4 separate regions of the Homo sapiens genome follow, and regions 2, 3 and 4 are each linked to region 1. A link is an interaction called in ENCODE POLR2A ChIA-PET data of the cell type or tissue named here. Cell type or tissue: CD4-positive, alpha-beta T cell. All regions are shown on one strand. Links, peaks and the distances in the headings refer to the core of each region. The heading gives the core; the rest is flanking DNA. Region 1 overlaps ZC3HAV1 (zinc finger CCCH-type containing, antiviral 1). Region 2 overlaps IFT56 (intraflagellar transport 56). Region 3 overlaps KIAA1549. Region 4 has its middle 19 kb from the start of ZC3HAV1L.

What was found. ChIA-PET counts read pairs that join two places held together with the same protein. Peaks named below come from ENCODE experiments on the same cell type or tissue, not always from the same donor. Only the 100,000 strongest peaks of a DNase experiment are listed, where the experiment ranks them.
Region 2: POLR2A ChIA-PET joins it to region 1 with 5 read pairs; 3 of 35 experiments call an interaction of 5 or more read pairs at or near these places.
Region 3: POLR2A ChIA-PET joins it to region 1 with 5 read pairs; 3 of 35 experiments call an interaction of 5 or more read pairs at or near these places.
Region 4: POLR2A ChIA-PET joins it to region 1 with 7 read pairs; 8 of 35 experiments call an interaction of 5 or more read pairs at or near these places.

Annotation. Positions count from the first base shown.
Region 1 is chr7:139,092,841-139,098,897 of GRCh38, reverse strand. The region is part of intron 1 of ZC3HAV1 (zinc finger CCCH-type containing, antiviral 1); the gene reads left to right. Among named protein-coding and RNA genes, the nearest start is that of ZC3HAV1, 14 kb to the left of the region's middle. In CD4-positive, alpha-beta T cell, for the core only: no CTCF peak of the experiment used is centred there; DNase peaks (open chromatin) are centred at 3,447, 4,087 and 4,569; H3K4me3 peaks cover 2,352 bases; H3K27ac peaks cover 2,613 bases.
Region 2 is chr7:139,163,569-139,169,625 of GRCh38, reverse strand. IFT56 (intraflagellar transport 56) reads right to left here. Exons shown (of 18, transcript NM_024926.4): 9 at 4,392-4,494; 10 at 2,731-2,786; 11 at 1,229-1,282; 12 at 274-337. Among named protein-coding and RNA genes, the nearest start is that of IFT56, 33 kb to the right of the region's middle. In CD4-positive, alpha-beta T cell, for the core only: no CTCF peak of the experiment used is centred there; no DNase peak of the experiment used is centred there.
Region 3 is chr7:138,900,585-138,906,641 of GRCh38, reverse strand. It overlaps KIAA1549, which reads left to right. Exons shown (of 20, transcript NM_001164665.2): 7 at 1,561-1,620; 8 at 2,906-3,054. Among named protein-coding and RNA genes, the nearest start is that of KIAA1549, 78 kb to the left of the region's middle. In CD4-positive, alpha-beta T cell, for the core only: no CTCF peak of the experiment used is centred there; DNase peaks (open chromatin) are centred at 2,631 and 3,031; H3K4me3 peaks cover 629 bases.
Region 4 is chr7:139,014,251-139,020,307 of GRCh38, reverse strand. No RefSeq gene overlaps it. Among named protein-coding and RNA genes, the nearest start is that of ZC3HAV1L, 19 kb to the left of the region's middle. In CD4-positive, alpha-beta T cell, for the core only: a CTCF peak has its summit at 3,091 (motif pointing left); a DNase peak (open chromatin) is centred at 3,047.

The sequences.
Region 1 (6,057 bases), core at 1,093-5,092:
TTCCTGCGGCTACTTTGGAACAGAAGAAGCCATAGTAACATAGAGGTGAAAAAGGGGTAAAAGGTTTCAGGAGCACCTAGGATTTCAGGCCCAGTGAGAAATCACTTCAACCAAATTGCAGCAGGGGAGCTGGTCTCAGGTTGGGAGGAGAGAGGGGAGACTTATTTCATGATCTTTTCTCTATTTCCCATACAGGGAAGAGATAGTATTTTATTATTTTTTATGTATTATTTTGTATTTACTTATTTATTTATTAAAATAGAGACGGGGGTCTCAATATTTTGCTTAGGCTGATCTAAAACTCCCGAGCTCAAGCCACCCTCCTGCCCCAGCCTCCTGAATAGGTGGGATTACAGATGTGTACCACCACTCCTGGCACTGGGAAGATATTTTAATATGTTTTAGACCAATTTAGAAAATGAAGCTAAAAGAGGTCATCTAAGGGAAATCGTTTCCTAACATTTTGATCCCGCATGCCTATCAGCAGAGAATGTTTTGAGCATGTACTCCTAATGTGTGTACATTTATTTAAACATTCTATGATGGAAAATTCTTAATTTGTATACTATTTACTGTTCTACTTTTTAAAACTTTTTAAAATCAATTTTATTGAGGTATGATTTACATACAATAAAATGTACCCATTTAAAGTGTATGGAGGCCGGGCGCCATGGCTCATGCTGTAATCCTAGCACTTTGGGAGGCCAAGGCAGGCGGCTCACTTGAGGTCAGGAATTTCACCAGAGATGGTGGAACCCCATCTCTACTAAAAAAACAAAAAAAAATTTAGCTGGGCATGGTGGCGTGCACTTGTAATCCCAGCTACTCAGGAGGCTGAGGCAGGAGAATCTCTTGAACCCAGGATGTGGAGGTTGCAGTAAGTCGAGATTGCACCATTGCCCTCCAACCTGGGCGACAGCGTGAGACTCCATCTTAAAAAAAAAGGTAAATAATGTGTATGGTTTAAAGAGTTTTGATAAATGGATGCCCCTGTGTAACCATCACAACACTCTAGATACAGAACATTTTCATCAGCCCTAAAGGTTCTCTTGTGCCCCTTCTCAGTTAACCAGGGAGTCCCCCCACTCCTCCAGCCCTTTCAGCCCAGGCAATACTTTTCTGGGCTGAAAAGATTTTTTTACATTAAGAAATATAAGGAGTTCCGGCCGGGCTTGGTGGCTTATGCCTGTAATCCCAGCACTTTAGGAGGCCGAGGCGAGCGGATCACGAGGTCAGGAGATCCAGACCATCCTGGCTAACACGGTGAAACCCCGTCTCTACTAAAAATACAAAAAATTAGCCGAGCGTGGTGGCGGGCACCTGTAATCCCAGCTACTCGGGAGGCTGAGGCAGGAGAATGGCGTGAACCCAGGAGGTGGAGCTTGCAATAAGCCGAGATCGCGCCACTGCACTCCAGCCTGGGCGACAGAGCGAGACTCCATCTCAAAGAAAAAAAAAAAAAAAAAAAATATATATATATATATATATATATATATGGAGTTCCAATATTTGTTTCCATCCATGATGGATTGTTTTGAGTAGCTTCTGGGATGCAGTTACCTAGCTTTGGAGCAGTGCTTCTCAAACTTTGACATGCATTTTCATCACATGGGAGAGTCTACTAAAATGCAGGTTCCCAAGTCACCTATTGGAAATTCTGTTCCGAAGAGGAGGGTTGGGGCCTGAGAATCTGCATTTTTATTCATTTATTTTTAAAATTTTCTTTTTTTTATTTTTTATTTTTATTATTATTATTTTTTTAGACAGAGCCTCCCTCTCTCACCCAGGCCGGAGTGCAGTGGCACGATCTCTGCTCACTGCAACCTCTGCCTCCTGGGTTCAAGCAATCCTCCCACCAAGCAATCCTCCCACCTCAGCTCTGAAGTAGCTGGGATTACAGGCCTCTGCCACCATGCCCGGCTAACTTCTTGTATTTTCAATAGAGACATGTTGCCCCGGCTGGTCTTGAATTCCTAAGCTCAAGCTATCCACCCTCCTCAGCCTCCCAAGCTGCTGGGATTACAGATGTAAGCCACTGCGCCCCCAGGATCTGCATTTTTAAATACCACCCTAAAGAATCCATTTGCAGGGGTCAAACCACACTTTCAGAAACATATAATTCCTTGGGGGTACACTTCCTGGAAGACTGCAAATGCAGAGTTTTATGTGGCTTTCGAGTTTGAGGGAGTGAGTAAAAGAAATGAATTTTTTAGTTCTGAATAAATGAAAGATTTTTCTTTAAGTGATCTTTCTCAGAGATTAGGGGTTCTATGACTTTTATGTGACAGACCAAAAGACATAGGAAACTTTTGGCATCCTAGGTACCAAGTCAATAAATATTTATTGAGCACAAACTTTGTGTCACAAATGATAGACAATTCTAGAGGCTTCTACCCCTTCCTTTGTCACTCACAGGATCCTGAAATACTGTCAACCAGTTAATTAATCTCTCTCTGGTTAATATTTGTTAACTTTCAGAGGGACTTATGCTGGGAAGTATTGTGGCGGGTGGTGGGGAGAAGCCAGCCTGTGAGAGGAGAGGGGGCTTGTGTGAACTACTTTCTCTGATCATCAAGATTTTGGTGGTCGGGTACGGTGGCTCACGCCTGTAATCCCAGCACTTTGGGAGGCTGAGACGGGTGGATCACCTGAGGTCAGGAGTTCAAGACCAGCCTGATCAACATGGAGAAACCCCGTCTCTACTAAAAATACAAAATTAGCCGGGAGTGGTGGTGCATGCCTATAATTCCAGCTACTCGGGAGGCTGAGGCAGGAGAATCACTTGAACCCGGGAGGCGGAGGTTGCGGTGAGCTGAGATTGCGCCATTGCACTCCAGCCTGAGCAACAAGACTGGAACTCCGTCTCAAAAAACAAACAAACAAAAAAAAACATTGTAGCAGTAACGCCACCACCTGCGGCCATCTACTCTCCTTTTTCTCAGTCCTGATGTGGACCTAGGGCAATGTTTCTCAAACTTTGCTGCATGTTGGGATCACTTAGGAAATCTTTAAAAAATACTGATGCCCGTCTCCTACCTTCTGATTTAATTAGGGTTTGAATTGGACTTTGGGATTTTGTTTTTTTAAGTCCCTAGATGGTTTTTAATGGGCAACAAGCTTGTGAACCATGAACTTAGGGGACTAGAGAAGTCAAGACTGGAGAGACTGTCCATAATAACAGAAAGATGATATTTTGGTGGCACCGGTGCTGTTTGTCCCACTCTTGGTACAACTGTAGGGTATGTGCGGATTCTTGGCCTCCGGCCTCCCCTATCCTCAGCGGGCCCAGCCTCCTCTGCTCTCCAGTCTTGCAAGGCCCTCGGTGCTTTCCTCTTCCTCCTCGGTGCAGGCTGTGGCTTGCCGTGGCTGCAGCCTTAGGTTCACCATTTTCTGCAGTGAGCTGGGGCTCTCTTTGTGCCTGCTGTGTTCTGGGTAATACAGTTGTGGTTAAAGGAAGCTCATTTTTTTCGGCTCCACCCTCTGTGTCTCCCCACATCCTTCGTTACCCTGCTCATGTGATCTCGTCTGGTCTATTCTGTTTCTCCTCCATCTCACTAGGGGCTCTAGAGGCAGTAAACCATCCCTACCCTCTAATAACACGGCAATTTAATCTTGAATATCAGAAGTACAAATATGGGGAGTAGGAGCCTCGTGGCTTTAAAATAATATCGCGTTAGGGTTGGTTTTGACTGATGACATTTTATTCTTTAGCTCAATGTTCTCTAGATTTTATCTTTCACACATCCTGGTTCCTTTTTTACCTGGCTTATATCATGGTGAGTGATTTCCTGTTTTCTATACAAATCAACGATCTTTTTGTTTTTGCCAACCCTATTAGGTGTTAGGGAGCAGAGGGGATGAAGGAGAGAAGGGAAGGAGTACTTCGATATAATTACTGTCCAAAAAAAAAAAAAAAAGACTCGGGTTACTGTCTCTTTTTGGTCTGACTGTTGAGTTCAGAGCTAGTCCTGTGTTTACCGATTTGTGAAGTGCAAGAGCTCCGAGGTGAACATCCAGTTCAGGAATCTAACTCAGAATCAAATCTGACAAGCGCATCCAGTGATTCTCAGCTCAGACTGCACGTGGGAATCACCCGGGCTCCCACCGCAGTAAGATGAAGCCAGTCTCCAGGGTGTGGCCCAGGGTTAGGTTATTTTCAACACTGCCCAGTTGATCATTATGTGTAGCCAGGAATGAGAATCACTGTGCAGGCTAGTTGTTTAGACTGCACCCGTGGTGAGAGAGAGCGCTTATTGCCTGGGCTAAAATAACATTTTGTTCTGTGGCTGGAAGAGAAAAGTGAAAAGGTCGTTTGTTTTTAGGCTTTTGGCCTGAGCTCCTTAAAGAGAGACAATTCTGCTCCTTTCAAGGATGTCTTTGCTGTTTTTTTTTTTTTTTTTAAGTTATCACCTCCTACTGCAACTCGCCCTCTTTGTTTGAGGTTTATCTGCTCCAAGTGTGGGTAGCATTCTGCAAACGCTTGTTTTGTCCTGGGAAATTCATAATAATTAGTAGGAGAGCTCTTTTTGTACTGGCGAGAGGGGAGTTCCCACAGCTTCTAACCAACCTTCTGTAGGACCTGTTGTCCTTTTTGGGGAGGTGGCCCTGAGCTGCCTATACTCCAAGTATGTTCGTAAAACCAGATTGTTAGACATGCAAATTCTTGGCCTCCAACCCTAGATTTACTGATTCAGACACTCCAGGGTGGGGGCCCAGGAATCTAATGGACCTCCTGTCTAGGTGATGCTGATGCATCCTAAAAGATTGAGAATCACCCTGGGATGTCTGGGATGGGGCCTGAGAATTTGCATTTCTGAAAACCTCCCAAGTGATGCTGATGATGTTGGCCTAGGGACCAAATTTTCAGCATCGCTAGCTTAGCAAACCCCAAGAGGCCACGGGAGACTTTCATACTATTTCCTGGCTGAAGCCCACTAGCCAATATTAGGCACCTGGAGCTGGGACAGAGTGATCAGAAGAAAGTCGGAAGGAAGGTTCTGCCACCTGAAACCTACACATGACCCCCTTCAAGCTCTGATCGTGGCCCATGCTGCTGAGCTTGTCTGTACAATACTAATTTTCACTCGCGTCCGTGTGAAGAGACCACCAAACAGGCTTTGTGTGAGCAACAAGGCTGTTTATTTCACCTGGATGCAGGCGGGCTGAGTCCGGAAAGAGAGTCAGCGAAGGGAGATGAGGGTGGGGCCGTTTTATAGGATTTGGGTAGGTAGTGGAAAATTATAGTCAAAGGGGGTTGTTCTCTGGCGGGCAGGGGCCGGGGACACAAGGTGCTCAGTGGGGGAGCTTTTGAGCCAGGATGAGCCAGGAGAAGGAATTTCACAAGGTAATGTCATCAGTTAAGGCAGAAACAGGCCATTTTCACTTCTTTTGTGATTCTTCAGTTACTTCAGGCCATCTGGATGTATACGTGCAGGTCACAGGGGATATGATGGCTTAGCTTGGGCTCAGAGGCCTGACACTAATCACAACAAATAATGCCTATCACATAATGTGTTCCTACCACACCCTTTATGTGATTTATGTCCACGATCTCTGCTTGCACCCTGCTTAAATAGTTGGGGGAACAGTGGCTTAAATAATTCAGGATGCCGATTTAAATTTTTTTGGTTTGAAAAAGTTTCAGATCTGTTTTTGTTCATTTTTCCGGCTTGGGTTTTTGCTTGTGTTTTGGGATGCGTGTTCATTCCTGGATCTTCCTCTTATCTGTCACCTTTGATTTCTCATTTTATCAGTCATCAGTTTCCCAAAGTAGGATTATCGTGACTACTAAATTAAATAACATAGGTAAAGTTCCTGTCACTTAGTAAATGCATAATAAATGTTAATTTCTGTAATTAACCCAAGTAGAAGGTAAGTGTAAACTGCCCCACCTTCGTGGCTGATCAATATCCTGAAATTAGGGCAAAGATAAAGCCCCTAAGAAGCCGCTGGGGAGAAGTCTAGGGAATGTGGGAAAACGAAGCAGAATTTGCCAGGGAAGGGGCTGCAGGTCAGACCAAGACGAGACAGAGATGTTGCAGGTTGAGACTGGGTTCA
Region 2 (6,057 bases), core at 627-4,626, 71 kb before region 1:
ACTCAGTAAAAAATAACATTTTATATCTAAAACTGATTCAAAGTTTTAAAACTCTCAGGAACAAAACAGGAAATTTACTCTATTTATTCTCTTATCCCACTTTCGCTGAGATGTTGAGAAGAACTAATTCCAATATTCTCTCTTATTTCTGACCTCCCACTTTATAATGTGAAGCCTAATAGATACATCCCTAGACAGAGAATCAAACTTCACGGTCAATATATGCCCCACTCCAATTATGAAGCAGATCATAAGTACAGATTTCAGACATACCACATTCACTAGCTGATCCTCCCACCAACTGGAAGAACTGCTGGGCAATTTTCATATGATCCCTCTGAAAAACAAACTGAGCTGATATAGAGGAATAAGGTAAAAATATTTTATTTTATTATACTATATGGTTCTAACATATTTGTCAGGATTTAAATATACCTTTGTTTTAAATCTTGCCCCAAACAATACTAATTCTCATTAACATAACAACTAGACCCGAAACTGAATTAAAACCTGTGCAGGGACAGGCAGAGGAGAAGAAAAAGAATCAAATCCTTAAATTCTATCCTAAAACTTCATTAAATGAACTCAATCATTCTACAAATACCTATTGCTCTTTTACCATATATCAGACCTTGGAACAGGAGCTGTAGATATAACAAGGAGTATTTATTAAACTCATTTATTTAATAAATATTTGCTGCCTATCTACTATACAAGGCACTGCAGAATGAACTTGAGATAAAAAGATTTATTTGTATCCCATTTTGTTCCAAAAAGAACAAAGAACGCTGTATTAAGATGGATAAGAGCTTAATTTTAGACAGTGTTTTGGTGTTTATAAAAATAACTTCTCCAGAGAAACAATTTTCCCTACTTTACAGATGCCAAAATTATAGCTAGATATATGTAAGTTTAAAAAAAGTCGCTGCAAATAAGAATGAAGTTGCGCAATGATTTTTAAGTTAGTTATTAAATAAGTTGCTATTTAAAAATTGGACCCTTTTAAACAAGCAGGAGTCTTTAGGGTTACAAGTTTTTTTTTTGTTTTTTTTTTTTGTCTCTAAATAACATAACATTCTTTTCTCAGTGGAGTCTGGATTGGGGGATATGGAGAAATAAAAGGAGCTACAGGAGAGCCTATTGCTGCTTGCACTTTGATAGTCATTTTGTTCTCTTCCATACACTTATAACTTTGCAACCTATAGATTATCAGTGATTTCATACTCACTGAACCCATTTCCTGGCCAAGGGCTGCATTGACCACTCCTTTGAGAATATACTCCTAGAAACATGGAATAACACTGATTAAGAGGAATGTGGAGCTATGAGATCATTTTCAAATTAACTCCTTGCATTAACTCAATACTTTATATAAAGTATCAAAGATTACCCACAGTTACTTTTCTCTGTTCTATCCCTGGCTTGAATAAAAGAATTAGGAGACACTCATTTAGTTTCCAGCAGCCAAGTATCTATATAACAAAATTTACCATATTTGTAAATTCTCAATCTTAAGCAAAAATAATTTAGTGGAAGCTCCAGCAGATAAGTTTCATTTTATTTCAATTCTATGGAAAAAAAAGTAAAATGTTGATATAATAATTTTTATTACCTTCTCAACCACTGCCATTCTCTGTGACCATATCATATATATTATTTTTCTTTTCCAATTTTTTTTTTTTTTTGAGACCGAGTCTTGCTCTGTCGCCCAGGCTGGAGTACAGTGGCGTGATCTCAGCCCACTGCAACCTCCACCCCCAGGGTTTTAGCAATTCTCCTACCTCAGCCTCCCGAGTAGCTGGGATTACAGGCCCCAGCCACCACACCCGGCTAATTTTTTTGTATTTGTAGTAGAGACGGGGTTTCACCATGTTGGCCAGGCTGGTCTCGAACTCTGGACCTCAGGTGATCCACCTGCCTTGGCCTCCCAAAGTGCTGGGACTACAGGTGTGAGCCACCACTCCTGGCCCCTTTCCAATGTTATAGTAACTTTTCTTTGCTAGTAATCCTTTTCCTAAATAAAAAAAAAGTGTCCTCTGATATCCATTTATAAGGTATTCTCTCTTTTGGAGTCCTGGGGCCTCACTTCTATCCCTTTTTTCAGACTTGGATCAATTCTTTAATAGATACCCTCCCTAGCTAGCAGCTTTATCAATCTTTCATTTAAGAGAGCTCACAAAGAACAGCATGAAAGAAGCTCAATCTTTTAATATACTTGAGAAATATACTTGTTTAAACTCCATGGGGTCTGGAAATATTTTTCATTCAGTCTTTCATTCAATAAATGGAATGTTTACTATATACTTTATGCACATAGTGTTAGAGATACAATATAGACACAGTCCCTGACTACAAGGAGTTAACGATCCAATGGGGAAGAAAGACAAGTTACAGACAATTTATGAGATAATTGCATGTATCTAGTTGTTATTTTCATCAGAATTCTAAATTTTCATATTTCCAAATACTAAAGGAATTTTCCAAATTTCCTTACCCTTTTTGACAAAATGACTACATATAAGGGAGTTTAAAAACATCAAAAAGCCTAGAACATTCATTCTCATATCACAAGTCGCATATAACATTCCTGAATGAATACATATGGTCTTTTCCTGGGATTCTACAGGCAGGAGTCTGCCTAATCTTCTCTAATATGACTTCCAACTAAATTTCTGAAGTTCCACTTTTAGCAGAACTTGGTTAGTAAAAATATAAAACATTCTCAGTTACCTGAGGAGTAGTAGGTTCCAGATCCTTAATTAAGTTATAAGCTTCTTGTACATCATCTGAAATACAACAAAGTAATTATACTAGTCTGTATTCCAGAAAACCCTCCTGAAGCAGTCCTCCCAAAAGATAAGATCCTTCAGTACTTAAATATTCATGGGAAATATGATCTGTTTTATCTGTCTTCTAACTCTCCATGTTCGGTGTTGAGTAGTTATGCTAAAAATAACCAAATATCCTTAGAAAACTCATATTAAGCCATGAAGTACCTTAAAAATTGTTGAAGCTAAGAACATGGATGAGGCATTCTATGCCAATGGCATTGTATTAGATAAGAAAAGCAATGATTTCTTTAAAAAAGAGATACATATATATATATATTAAGTATATAGGAATTAAATGACATGAAGTCTGAGATTTGCTTTAAAACATTTCAGGAACAAAAAAGAGGTGATGAAAAAAGAAGACTGGAAATATCTTGAAAAGTGCTGAATCCAGGGTGAGTATTTGGGTGTTTATTGTACCATTTATTTTTGTCTATGTTTGAAATTTTCCATAATAAAAATAATTTATAAAATATATAAGCTGTTTATTTCATTCTTGTCCAAAACATATTTCTTTTTGCTTTTATATAAAAGAGAGGCCGGGCACGGTGGCTCACACCTGTAATCTCAGCACTTTGGGAAGCTGAGGCAGGCGGATCACCTGAGATCAGGAGTTCAAGACCAGCCTGGCCAACATGGCGAAACCCCGTCTCTATTAGAAATACAAAAATTAGCCAGGCATGGTGGCGCATGCCTGTAATCCCAGCTACTTGGGAGGCTGAGGCAGGAGAATTGCTTGAAACTTGGAGGCAGAGGTTGCGGTGAGCGGAGATCACGCCACTGCACTCCAGCCTGGGCGACAGAGTAAGACTCCGTCTCAAAAGAATAATAATAATAAATAAACAAATAAAATAAAGTAGGACTGTTTGCAAGTTCATATTCTTATTTTAATAAATACATTTTCCTCCATGAGGAATATGTTGTCCTGGTTGGTTTCTGCCATGCACCTAAGAAGGCCCACATTGTTAGTCCAGGGCCCATGACCAAATGCCACCACAAATGCATGGTGGCTGCTACCCTGTACTCATAGCTGTTAGAAAAGGCTGCTTTAGGCGTGTGTCTGACAATTTCAATCTTACTTAGGGGCAATAAATATCACATCCTCTTTGAATCATAGTATTTCTCATAAGCAGCCTGGGGTACAAAGAAACGGAAAGGCAGACAATCAAAGCAAATAAGAAACAGTTAATACTTTTTTCAAAAGACACAAGAAAATGTGAATGTACATAATGCAGTGGGGGAAACTAGAAAAAGAAAAAAGAACTGTAAGGGAAGGGGAGGAAAAACAATGAAAAAGAAAGAATGGATAGAGAATAAAGGATAGCAAAATAAAAGGAAAAAAGAAAAAACAGAATGAGGGAGAAGGTAGGAAGCGACAGAAGAGGAAAGAGGATAAAAAAAGGCACAACAAATAACCACCAATAAACTTGTTCTATGAACTTGTTGCAAATATATTTTTGGAAGTATGGATTTAAAAAGTGAAGCAAATAGTTCCATCAGACATATTTAACTATTCTAAAATATCTCATTGTAAGTAAGACCAGGACAAATTTTTCTTACCTTGACGAAGGTAGTAAATCACCAAGTTTAGCCTAGCTTCAGGAATGACATCAACTAGGGGAGGTAAAACCTGCAAAGCCCCTTCACCTCCTCGGAAAACAACCTAGAGATACAGAAATCATGCTATTATGGCAACAATGATGTATATATTTATTGGTGACAATGTTTAAGGAGCTGGCATATATAACTGGGTTCATGATATTCAACTAAAATAGCTCTGGGAATCAGTTGATATATTGAGAACTTTTACTATTGGCTGAATTTATTATTGCCTACCTAATCCCTATGCTTCTTACCTTCTCTCTTCTTTTCTCTCCTCTCTGCTTTTGATCCTTCTTAACAGCCTTGTCATAATTAAACATTTTATTTTTAACCCTATGTAAAACCTACCTCCATTATCACTCTCTCTATACCCTTGCCCTTCTTTTTTATTCATAGCCCTTATATCTTTATTTTATTGTATATTTCTTTATCTGTTTATCTGTTACATCCACCAGAATATAAGCTCGATATGGCAAGGAACTTTGCATTTACTGTGTATTCCTAGCCCCGAGAACTGCGACTAGTATAGTCAGCACTTGGTTATTTTTTGAAAGGACAAATATATTTTTGAAGCTCTATTGATGCATATGACCTTGACTTCATTGAAAGAAAGCCGTGATCTAAATTATAACAATATACACCTACTGTATACTCACAAACATTTAAATTAAAAAGAGTTAAAAATAAAATTATAACTATGAGAAATAGAATAAAAGCATAACCCTTATTGTGTACTTCTCTTTTCCTCTTCATAAGAACTGCAGAAAACTCCTAAAGTACCCAATAATTAACAAAACTCTTTTCTAGGCAGACATTCTGCATCAAAAACTCCATAAAGGAATTTATATAACCTTTCTGAGCCTGTTTCCTCATCTCTAAATGGCATTAGTAATGCCTACCTTTCAGGTTATTATGAGGATTAAATGAGCAAAAGTGGGCTAAATGGCACATATTTCAGTGTTTCATTGAATTAATTTAGTAAACATTCATTAGCATGTACTATATGCCCACTACTGTAACAAGCACAGGGGTTATAGCAGGAACAGGCCACTCCCCTGTCACCACAGACTATTCAAGTGGGGACAGACCTCCATAAAGCAAACAAATAAATATGTTATCAGGTGATAATAAGTGTTACAGAGAAAAGCTTAGAAATCAAAACAAACAAACAAACAAATCCATGAAAGGACAATTTATTTTGTGTACTGTTGTATTTCTAGAGCCTAGCATAGTGTCTGGAATGTAGCAAACTGTTTCACAAATAAATGCACAGAAAGCAAGGTCATCCAGCATGAACTACAAAATCTCTTCTCTCGACCCCGAAATATCTATTTAGTGCTTTTTTGGTTCCTTTTTCAGATATTCCCTTCTTTTGCCGAGATTAATTCATTCACCTGTCTTCTTGATCCCATGACTTCTAACTCCATCTGAACCTCTTTTCTCCATTAATTATTGTACCTTCAATCTTCCCAAAGCCCTGGTCCTACTTCTCACTTTAAACACACACAAGGGGTTTTTGTTCTCTTGAAAAATCTTCCACTTGGCCCCACTGTTTCCTCTGGATAGTGCCCTATTTTTCTCTTCTTTCAATGCCACACTTCAAAAGTATGTGGCTTACTGCTTC
Region 3 (6,057 bases), core at 1,414-5,413, 190 kb after region 1:
AGTCCATTGTATCATTCTTATGCCTTTGTGTCCTCATAGCTTAGCTCCCACATATCAGTGAGAACATACGATGTTTGGTTTTCCATTCCTGAATTATTTCACTTAGAATAATAGTAAAAGACTTGAGTTTTTTTAGTGAAGTTTTTGGATTCACAGCAGATATGATCGGAGAGTTCACAGATTTCCCATATACCTCCTGCTTCCGCACATTCATAACCTCCATTATCAGCATCCCCCAGCACAGTGGCCCATTTGTTACAGTGATCAACCTGCATTGGTTGATCCTGCATCATTGGTTGAACCTGCATCATCATCCATAGCCCATAGTTTACATTAAGGTTCACCCTGGGTGTCGTGCATTCTGTGGGTTTGAACAAATGTGTAATGACATGCAAATGGCATGGATTCTCCATTTTAGTATCATACAGAGTATTTTCACCTGGACCACTTTTTTCAAATGAAATATCTGATTTGAGTGCCAGAATATAAATCTGATAAAACTGGATTCAGGCCAGATGGGTCTGCAGAGCCCTGCTCACCCACCGTGCCTGACTTTATTATTTGGAGAGTAAAGGGGTGCTATCAAAAAGTACACGAATTCTGGAAAAGGCATAATTTAGGGAGGACGAATCTGTGGTTGTCAGAGCTTAAGGGCCGCAGGAAAGTTTGACTACAAAAGGGTAGCAGAAGGCAGTGTTTTGGGGGTTGTGAAACTGTTCTATATCTTCATTGTGGTGATGATTATGTGAATATATACACATTTATCAAAACCCATAAAACTGTATACTGAAAAGAGTGACATTTACTGTGTAAATTTTAAAATAAAAACAATAAGTGAAAACATGAAACCTTTCTTCCTGACTGAAGCAACTAGCTTCACAATGCCAATGGAGGCAGTGGGGGAAAGGGGAGACGTTTATTTAAAAAAAAAAAATAGTAGATTCCAGAGTTGAAATCAGGCCAAAAAATTCCAATTCTTTTTCAAAATGAAACAACCAAATGGCCTAATGATTCGTAGTGTATTTTAGTGTATTGTTAATTAAACTAAAAAGAATAACTTTACAGAAGTTATTCTATATGAAAGTAGACAGAGATAAAGCTGTTATTTACAAAGAGCCGCTTTCAGTTGTGCTCAGTGTGTGTATGGCTAAAATGAGGATGCCGGACGGCGGGGCACACTGGCTGGTCCTGGGCAGGTCAACGCATGTGGTCACTTTACCCTGAGACCTTGCTGGGAAAGCCAGGGCTCTGAGGGGCACGGTGTGAACATGGATTGCTGTGGAACAGTGACATTCAAAGGAGAACTTGCCGGTGACCTCTCTGTGAAGCAGTGTCCTGTGACATAGCTGGAGCGGCCCTTCTTTTCTTTTTATCTCTCTCTTTTTCCTTGAGACTAATGTGTTCAGAAATGGCTACTGTCCACGTCCTCACGCTAATCTGACATTTTGTTCTTTCACATTTAGAGCTAAATAGTAAAGACGATGTGTTGGGACTTTGTTGTAAACATGGCTTTGTTTTTACAGATATTTTTCTCCTTCCCTAATTCTTTCCCTTTTGTAGCCTTCCAGTATCCACAGCTCAACTTATCTCAGTTGCTGAAGTCCTCTTGGGTCAGAACAGGTATGTTTAACTTATGTAATATTTTGGGAACTGTAAGGAGAAGAAGTCTATGCAGGCGTATTGAGAATGATGCTGCCTTTCTTGTTTCCTAAATTTAGGGCAAAATGTACCTTACATTCTTGGCAAAGAATGAATGGAAAGGGATTCAAATTTGGCTGTGGGAATATATCCCACTGAGTTATAGAACAAAAAGGACTGACTTTCTTTAAAATTCATACATCAAGTTCAGGGCAGAGTCTAACAGGAACTGACAATCTTCTGACCCAGAATAGGGTGAGGTTTAGAAGCAAGGATCTCTCTCTTGTTTTATTTTTTTTTTTCTAAAAGTGTTATTTGTTTAGTTTAATAAGGACAAGCAGGGTGGCTTGGCACCTGGGAAGCTTTTTTTTTTTTTTTTTTTGTCTTAGGGGAGTGGGTCAGATATTTAGAGGTATGGCATTGCAGTTGAAGGCCTTTCTAACCTAGTGCACAAAAGTCTGAACAGTACTTACGTACTCACCAGCTGTCCAGTGTGCATGCAGCACAGGAACTAGCTGGGCACGAGAGAGCATGTGGGGTAGTGATAGTTGCCATTCACGGGGTTCCTGCATCTTGCAAGTTCTCCTTGCCGAACACACAGCATCCCACGTCAAGGTCCTATCGCTTTGCATGGTGCCATCCGCGGTCTTTTCCAGATAATTTCTATAGCAATTAAGTAACTTGCCCATGGTTGTATCTCAAAGAAAACTTAAACCAGTTCTGGTTGAAAAGCACATGCTCCTTCCTCCCAGACCACACTGGCAAGTGATTGTCTGTTGAGATCATCTTGTCTGAAATAGATAACTAAAGATGGGCAGGCTTCCTTTTTTCAAGTTAGTTTGTGAGTCCAAGTCTCAAGGCAAGACAATGAACTCACACCAATTCCAGAAGTGTTGAGATAAGTGCAGACAAAATGTTTGATCTTGCGTAGGCGCCCTTTGCGCCAAAGCTCCTGCAGTGCTGAGTTCCTGGGACTTCTGGCCGCCAGTCTGGGTAACACTGAGAGCTTGGAGCTCTTGTGGGCTGCATTTCCTGGACTCTCCCCATTCATGATCACTTTTTCTCCTTTTGATGTTTTCTGTCTAGGAATTGGCATTTTATGGCAATCTTGCATTAATTTCAAATACATATGTGCGCGCGCGCGCGCGCGCACACACACACACACACACACACACACACACACACACACACACACACACACACACACACACTGTTTTTTTACTGCTGACTTGTTTTGGGTGCCACGTATGTTTTCATTTAAATGTAGTTCTCCTGGGCGTCATGGAGAAGCAACTCCAGAATGAAGTGTTTCAAGCCGAGATGGAACGCAAGCTGGCCCAGCTGCTCAGCGAGGTTTCCACCAGAAGGCGGATGTGGAGAAGGGCCACTGTAGCTGCAGGGAACAGTGTGGTGCAGGTACTCCACATCAAAGGAGGAGGGGAAGGAGAGAGAGGGAGAGAGACAGCGCTTGCGTGTGAGTGCACACTCCATCTAAAACCCTGTATTTTTATGCAAATGAGAAGTGCCATGAGAAATTTCTGATTTCCACTGATCGCTATATTGGGTAGCCACTGAATCTGGCAGCTTTTCAGTTCAACTGGAGTCTAGACAAATATTTACCAAGCCCATAGTAAGTAGTAGTATAACAATAGACCTTGCAGAGCAGAGCAGAATTGTCTTACTGGGTTGCCATATCATCACAGGACCTCATTTATCAAATAGTAGTTTTTAATTAACAAAAATGTAGCCTGTTTGATAGAATGGTCAGTGTTATTGATAGCATCATAGCGATAAATCATTCAACTGGAAGAGACCATAGGAGAGCAGATAGAGGGAGACGTGCTGCCCTCTGCTTGAGCATTTCATCTTCTCGGCTTCCATGGTATTATGGAGTCATCACTTTGGTTAACATTTTCAATTTCATTTTAAAATTTATTTTCTGAGCAAAATCGCCTCTCTCTAGAAATTACATAGCCAATTAGAGAAATTTTGAAAAACACATTAAAAAATGTGTAAAGAATAAAGTGAACATCACCTAAAATTCAACCAACCAAAGAAGATCACTGTAAACATTTCAGCATATTTCCTTCCATTCTTTTTTCCCCATGAATTCTCTATTAACCTTTGGATGACACTGCATACATCCTTTTGTAGCCTCTCTTCACTTGAGCTTTTTTCTTTCTTTCTTTTTTCTTGAGACAGAGTCTCGCTCTGTCGCCCAGGCTGGACTGCAGTGGCATGATCTCAGCTCACTACAACATCTGCCTCCCAGGTGCAAGCGACTCTTTTGCCTCAGCCTCCTGAGTAGCTGGTACTACAGGTACCCGCCACCGGAGACACCTGGTTGTCTCATATTATCCTAAATCTTCTTTACTTGGTAAACTGGCAGACAGGTTACAAAAGACAGATTTGTTTGAATTGAAATGCGACCCATTTAAAAATGCCCATACTCACAGAAAGTTGGAGGTTGGGGCTGTCATTAATTTCCATCTCCATATGAATTATGTGGATTTTTTTCTTTACCAACTGCTGACTTGTTGAACTATGAAAATGGGATATTTAGAGCTATGACATTTCAGAAACAGGAAACCAGGGTAGAACTCTGAAGCAGGGGGTGTTGGCTGGCAGGCAGGGTAGGGAGGTGGGTGGATTAGAGGCATTAGAGAAAAAGACGCAAATGACATTGGCTGTGGGTTGGGGGCAGGAGCCGGGAAGTGTTGCCTAGAACTGCATCATCGTCCTCTAGCCCTTTTACCAGTGTGTCCCTCTCATCATTACCCTTTGTCCCCCTCCCAGAAATGTAGTCCTTAGGTTTCTAAAATAGTTCCTTTGCCAGATGCAGTAAGTTACAGAGAAATTTAAAAACTAATCACAATTGAGAGTAATCATTAAACGAATAAGTATCAACAAAGAATAAAAATTAGAATGAATTATAAAAGCTTTGCCTTATTCAACAATCCCTGGCTTCCTAGAGCCCAAGGTCTAGGTGTGAGTTAACTTCTGCACATGAAATAGTTATAGGACACCGTGAAAGTATAATACAGTGCTAAATTTGACATGCAAGCTCTCTTAGTAGGCATGCAGGTTTGTAAAAGTGGCACATCCAGGCTAATGTGCCATCTGATAGATTGCTTATAAGCCATGCTCTGCTTCTCCTCCCCTTAGAGTGACCAAACATGAAGATGTAGACAAGGATTTGTGTACAGTGTTACATGGCTGTTTATCAAAACTTAATTTGTAAAAGTGAAAATGTTGAAACAACTACATGTCCAGCAATTGGGGAATGGGTAAATAAAATTATAGTAAATCTTTATGTGTTGGAATTTTATGCAGTCATTTAAAAAAAAATTAGTGAGTGGTATAGAAAAATGCTCAAGTGGGCTGGGTGCAGTGGCTCACACCTCTAATCCCAGCACTTTGGGAGGCCGAGCAGGTGGATCACTTGAGGCCAGGAGTTCAAGACCAGCCTGGCCAACATGGTGAAACCTCATCTCTACTAAAAACACAAAAATTATCTGGGCATGGTGGTGTGTGCCTGTAATCCCACCTCTTCAGGAGGCTGAGGCATGAGAATCACTTGAACCCGGGAGGTGGAGGTTTCAGTGAGCTAAGATCACACCAATGCACTCCAGCCTCGGGGACAGAGTGAGACTCTGTCTCAAAAAAAAAAAAAAAAATAAAACTCAAGAGAGGCTACAAAAGTATGTATGCCATGTAATCCAAATGTTAATACAGAATTCATGGAGAAAGAATAGAAGGAAAATGCTAAAATGTTTACAGTGATTTTCTTTGGTTGGTTGAATTTTAGGTGATTTTCATTTTCTTTATATATATTTTTTGCATGTGTTTTTCAACTTTAATTGGCTGTGTAATTTCTAGAGAGATGTGATTTTGCTCAGAAAATAAATTTTGAAATTGAAAATGTTAACCAAAGTGATGATGACTCCCATGGTTATAAGGGTTCCAGATAGGAATCTCATAGGCAGTAGTCTAGAAAGGATACTGGGATTAGATTTTCTTGGCTTACATTCTGCCTGGACATCTTAGTCCATTGATGTTGCCGTAAAGGAATACCTGAGGCTGGGTTTGTAAAGAAAAGAGGTTTATTTGGCTCATGGTTCTTCAGGCTATACAAAAAGCATGGTGCTGGTGTCATGGCGAGGGCCGCAGGCTGCTTCCCCTCTTGCTGGAAGGCGAAGGGAAGCCAGTATAAAAATCACATGGCGAGAGAGGAAGCGAGAGAGAGGGAAGGGAGGTGCCAGGCCCTTTCTAACACCAGCTCTCTCAGGAACTAGTAGAGCAAGAACTCATTACCTCGAGGACAGCACCAAACCATTCATGAGGGATCTGCTCCATGACTCAGATACCTCCCATTAGGCTCCCCCACCACCATCGGGGATCACATTTCAACCAGAGAGT
Region 4 (6,057 bases), core at 739-4,738, 78 kb after region 1:
CAATTTTTTAGATGCGATTATACTGTGCCAGAAGATAGGAATAGGATAAAGACTCAAAAAGAATTTCAAAACTCTCTTCCAGAATAGCTGCACCATATTACACTCATCGTCAGCATAGGAATTGCCTCTCTCAGTACACTCGATAGCCTGTGTTAGAAAGCACATTCCCAGGAAAGGCACAGAATATATTTTGTTTCCTAAGGGGTTCTTCTGGACAGATATTTAGAAAAATACATTAGTATTGATTTTGACTTACCCAACCACAGCTATAATTTAATGTTTATTATACAATAACATGATTAAATTATGTACATTTTCTGATGTTTTGTCTTTACTGAGATTTCCTTTTGGATTTGTGTTTGCATTGTCACTTTTTTTTGGTGAACTGATCACACATTAGCCTTCTAAAAGTAATATTTTATTCTCATGGTGCCTCATAGGTGCTCACTCCAGATATTTATCTCCTAGATACATTTTCAGTTTACTCAGAAGAGATGCTGCCTCGTCTGGCATATATAGCAAGCTCTCAGTTTAATGAAGGAATGAATGTCTGCTAACTTGAGTTGACTCTACCTACTTTGAAGATAAACTTGGGGACTGGGCGCGGTGGCTCACGCCTGTAATCCCAGCACTTTGGGAGGCCGAGGCGGGCGGATCATGAGGTCAGGAGATCGAGACCATCCTGGCGAACACGGTGAAACCCCGTCTCTACTAAAAATAACAACAAACAAAAATTAGCCTGGCGTGGTGGCAGGAGCCTGTAGTCCCAGCTACTCGGGAGGCTGAGGCAGGAGAATGGCGTGAACCAGGGGGGCGGAGCTTGCAGTGAGCCGAGATCGCTCCACTACACTCCAGCCTGGGAGACAGTGAGACTCCGTCTCAAAAAAAAAAAAAAAAAAAAAAAAAAGATAAACTTGGAAAAGCCTCAGATAAAACCTTCCTTTGGCTCAAACTTTTCTACAGGTTCATGAAAACAAACCAGAAAACATGAGTGGATTGTTCTGTTACTTGTTTGGGTAATGGAGACTAGAGGAGAGTCCCCATCACAGCTCCTCTGACAGTATAGCCTGCCATTCTCTCTGTCTTCTCCACTTAAGACTCAAAAGAGTCCCCTGATTGTCCACGCCTTTCTAAGTCAAAGATACAGGGACAATAAGGGCTCACACAGAGTGTAAAGGTCAAGATAGGTTAGGTTATTTGCAGCAATGAGCAACTCCCAAGTCTCGTGGCTTACAACAACAAAGATTTATTTCTTACTTGTGTTCATTATAGTCAATTTCAGCTTTGTTCCATGTCATTTTCACTTAAGACGCAGGTTGAGCATCCCCCACTGGGACCAGTGCTGGTGTCCTGCCAGGGGAAGACTACAGCTGGCTCTTCAACTTCTATTCTCACTGCATTGGCCAAAGAAAGTTGTATGGCTACCCTGTGTTCGACAGGGTGGGGATGTGTAATCTTACATGGAGGGGCACTGCAGGTTACATGACCAAGTTTAATGTCAATTGACAAGGACAATAATACGTCCTCAGGAAGGGACAGTGAATATTTTCAACATAATGCAGTCACCAAGGAGGAAGCTCAGGCAGGTGGCCTTTCTTGTGCTGCTGCCTTGGGGAGGCAGAGTTCCCTTTAAGGTTGCTGTAGAATTTCTGATGGTAAACTTTTATTGTCTCAACCAAAAAGCGGCAAACATTGCCAATGTGTTGACAACAGAGGTCAACCAAGACAGCACAGAGTTCTGGTTTCTGGCCAGAGGGACCCAGACCAGCACTAAGCTCCTAATTTAAGAACAGCATGGGTGAGGGGCAGAGCCGACAATCCTTCAGACTGGGGTATGGCTTAGGCCAGGGTGACCAACTATCCCCGTATGCCCAGGACGGAGGGGGGTTCCTGGGACAGTATGGGGCACAGCTGAGGCATTCTTTGTGCTGCCTCGTTTCTGCAGTAATGCAGACTTCCTTTGAAGCAGAGTTGAAGAGGTGAGCTGATGCACTGTGGCAAACATTTATAATCCCTGACTGAATTAGCAAAGCCTGGGAAGTGGTGTGTGTGTGTGTGTGTGTGTGTGTGTGTGTGTGTGTGTGTGGTGTGTTGGAAAAGGAAAAGCTCTTTTTTTTTTTTTTGAGATGCAGTCTCGCTCTGTCACCCAGGCTGGAGTGCAGTGGCACGATCTTGGCTCACTGCAGCCTCTGCCTTCCCAGGGAGAAACTCATTTTTCATTTTCATTTTTTCATTGTATTTAGGGAATAATTTTTATTTGATTTGATGTTTAATTTTTTTTTTTTTTTCTTGAGACAGAGTCTCGTTCTGTCACCCAGGCTGGAGTGCAATGGCACGATCATGGCTCACTGCAACCTCCACCTCCCGGGTTCAAGAGATTCTTGTGCCTTCGTTTCCCTGGTAGCTGGGATTACAGGCATGTGCCACCACACTCAGTTAATTTTTTTATTTTTAGTAGAGATGGGGTTTTTCCATGTTGGCCAGGCTGGCCTTGAACTCCTGACCTCAAGTGATCCGTCTGCCTCAGCCTCCCAAAGTGCTGGGATTACAGGCATGAGCTACCATGCCCAGCCAGAGAAGAATTTTTTAAATGTTCATTTAGCTCCGATAACTAGAAATAATGTGTTTCAGAATATACTTGATGACCTTAAGGACAATTAAAAACAGGGTGCCACTGCCTAAATGATTATAGAAAATCAAATACAATTTGTCTAATAAATCACAAAAAGAATAAGCAAGCAAACAACAACAACAACAAAATGGAGCATCCAAAACAAAGTAACAGAAATAGGGCTAAACATGCCAATCATATACTTTCTCGGTCAATGGTTGTAGTTGCAGGCTGTAGAAAGCAATTCTGGTTTAAGCAAGTCAAGGAATTTGTTAAAAGAATATTGGGTGGCTTATAGACTCTGAAGAGCAGTAGAGGAAAGCTCGGAGGCCGTGCTGCTGGAACCAAGTTGTGCTTAAGAACCAGTCCATTAAGACACCCAACGGGATGCTGCAGGCAGCATTGCCAGCAACAGGGATGTTACATCCTGAAAGCTGAACTGCTGCCACCCAGTGTCCAAATGATTCTGTACAGTCTTTGTTTCTCTGGATTATCAGCTTCTGATTTCAAAGTGAGGCTGTTTGGGGTACAGCATTGTGGCGTACAGCATTGAGGGGTAGAATCTATATCATGTCACTCTGCCCCAGCTGCGAGGAAAGATGAGAAAGTCTCTGGAATTTCCAGCTTCTGTAGTGGGAGATGGGCTCCACTTCAGAGGAGGTGAACTTACTCAACACATGAGGATTTACAATGACAAATGCCTATGCCGTTTCATTGCTTTGGCATGCCAACATCTTCATACACACTTTTCCCATTCTTACTTTAAAAAAGAAGTAGGGGTTTTCTAAACACTCTTAGATTTTCTTTTTTGTTTTTGGCCAGGCGTGATGGCTCACGCCTGTAATCCCAGCACTTTGGGAGGCTGAGGTGGGCAGATCCAAGGTCAAGAGATTGAGACCAATCTCCTGGCCAAGATGCTGAAACCTCGTCTCTACTAAAATACAAAGAATTAGCCGAGCGTGGTGGTGTGCACCTGTAGTCCCAGCTACTCGGGAGGCTGAGGCAGGGGAATTGCTTGAACCCGGGAGGTGGATGTTGCAGTGAGCCGAGATTGCGCCGCTGCACTCCAGGCAATAGAGCAAGACTCCGTCTCAAAAAAAAAAAAAGAATGCTTTTTTTGTTTTTGAGATGGAGTTTCGCTCTTGTTCTCCAGGCTAGAGTGCAATGGTGTGATCTCAGCTCACCACAACCTCCACCTCTCAGGTTCAAGCGATTCTCCCGCCTCAGCCTCCCGAGTAGCTGGGACAACAAGCACGCACCACCAGGCCTGGCTAATTTTTGTATTTTTAGTAGAGACGGGGTTTCACCATGTTGGCCAGGCTGGTCTTGAACTCCTGACCTCAGGTGATCCACCCGCCTCAGCCTCCCAAAGTGCTGGGATTACAGGCATGAGCCACTGCACCCAGCCTCTTAGGATATTTTTAAATGGGGCAAAGAAAACCAAAATAAATCATATCTTCAATATGACTTCAAATAATAATTGAATAGGAAAAATATTAACAGTGTTTATTTCTGGATGGGGTGTCTCTTCACACCCTTCTGAACCTTCTAGATTTTCTGCAATGAGCATGTGTTATTTTTAGCAGGAAAACCATTCAAAAGAGAAGATGCTCAAAACATAAACAGAAATCATGTCCTTTTCCTGGTATGCGTCAATCCAACTTGGCCTTACCTTGTTGAAATCAATGCCTCCAATGCCTCCAATGCCCTGCTGGGGATGATCCCATCCTAAGAGTCCACTGCATGGCTGATCTATTTTCTAGTGCCCACTTCTCAGGAAAGATGCCATCCACCTCCTGTGGGAATGGATATTACTTATTCATGTGATGAGGATAATGAGATAATGAAGAAATAGATGCTTTTTTTTTTTTTGAGATAGAGTCTTACTCTGTTGCCTAGGTTGGAATGCAGTGGCGGGTTGAAACCTCCCAGGTTCAAGCAATTCTCCTGCCTCAGCCTCCCGAGTAGCTGGGATTACAGGCGCACGCCACCACACCCGGCTAATTTTTTGTGTTTTTAGTAGAGACGAGGTTTCACCGTGTTAGCCAGGATGGTCTTGATCTCCTGACCTCATGATCTGCCCGTCTCGGCCTCCCAAAGTGCTGGAATTACAGGCATGAGCCACCTTTAAATCACTGCAGGATGTCCTATAAAGAACAGAGTCCTATAAGGAACCATAATATGAGGGACGGTCAATGCCACCCACATGGAAGAGGTGGCATTGATCCCATATTATGGCTCACTATAGGGCTTATGTTTCCATTTCTGAGTAAGAAAGTAGGGCAGGGACGCTGGCAGATGGCGGGTCAAGATCCAGAGCTTCTTGAGACACCGTCTTCTTCATCACTGCTGAATGCCAATGGTTCAACATCAAAAAGACTTCATCATGGACCTGTGCAGCGGCCCCTCCCCAGCCCCTGCTCTGTCACCAGCTTTGTGATAAGCATTCTCTTCCATCTTGTCCTGAACCTCCATGTGCGCCAGCCACTGCCGTCTACTTTTTTGAGAAGGTTTGCACTTCCAAGGACTTCCTAGCCACCGCGTCACTGACTATGGTGCTGGTCCACCTGGCCCTGCCCACTGTTCTATGGCAAGAAGGAAAATATTAGCTGAATTTTAGAGGTGAACTGCTGCTGCTACATGATCTCTACATAAGAGAGTTGCTTTGTCCATCTCCCACTGCTCCACATTGGAGTTTGTAAATAGCAAAATCTGGCACTTCTTCCGTTGAGAACATGTTTGCTGCTGCCTCTCCTATCAACTTGGATGAAGATAGTTGTTCCAGCCCTGTGAGTTACACCAAGCAAGGTCAGCCTCCCTGAGGGGTGGATTCCAACCACGGTGGCTGATACACCAGGAGCATCCCATACATATGGCTGGGAGAGGTTGGAGCTAAATCATCAATTTACCCGTAGTGTTCCCTTTTTTTTTTGTCTCTGGAAAGAGGCAGAAGTTTATGTTTGCCCTAAGAAATCTGTACATTTGACAGATGAAAGGCTTATGTTTGCTACCAAAACTTCTACTACAAGTGAGGAAAAAAACAAAACAGAGAGATTATATGTCTTATAAACATCTGAGTATTTTACCCATGTAGCAATCAGAGATTGTTCAGAACCTCCTCTCTGCACCTTCCTCATGATAACTCTACATTACAAAATAACTGTATACACTTTGTATATGCTGGGTGTTAAGACAATCAAACTCCATTTCCCCCTATTCGGAAATGTTCTATTTTTATTTTTATCTGATCTTTGGGATTAGTGTGTGTTGAACATATTCGTTTTAATTTCCTGTGTCCCATGGCCTCCCTGTCAAGCAGCTAGTGATCGATAAATACATAAGAGCCTTGAAGGTTCTCATCATTGGTGGAACCGTGTTATGAATTTTTCTGTAATGGGAGCAGTCATAACCTGAATTACCTATTTTGGGAGTTGGAAGTATAGATG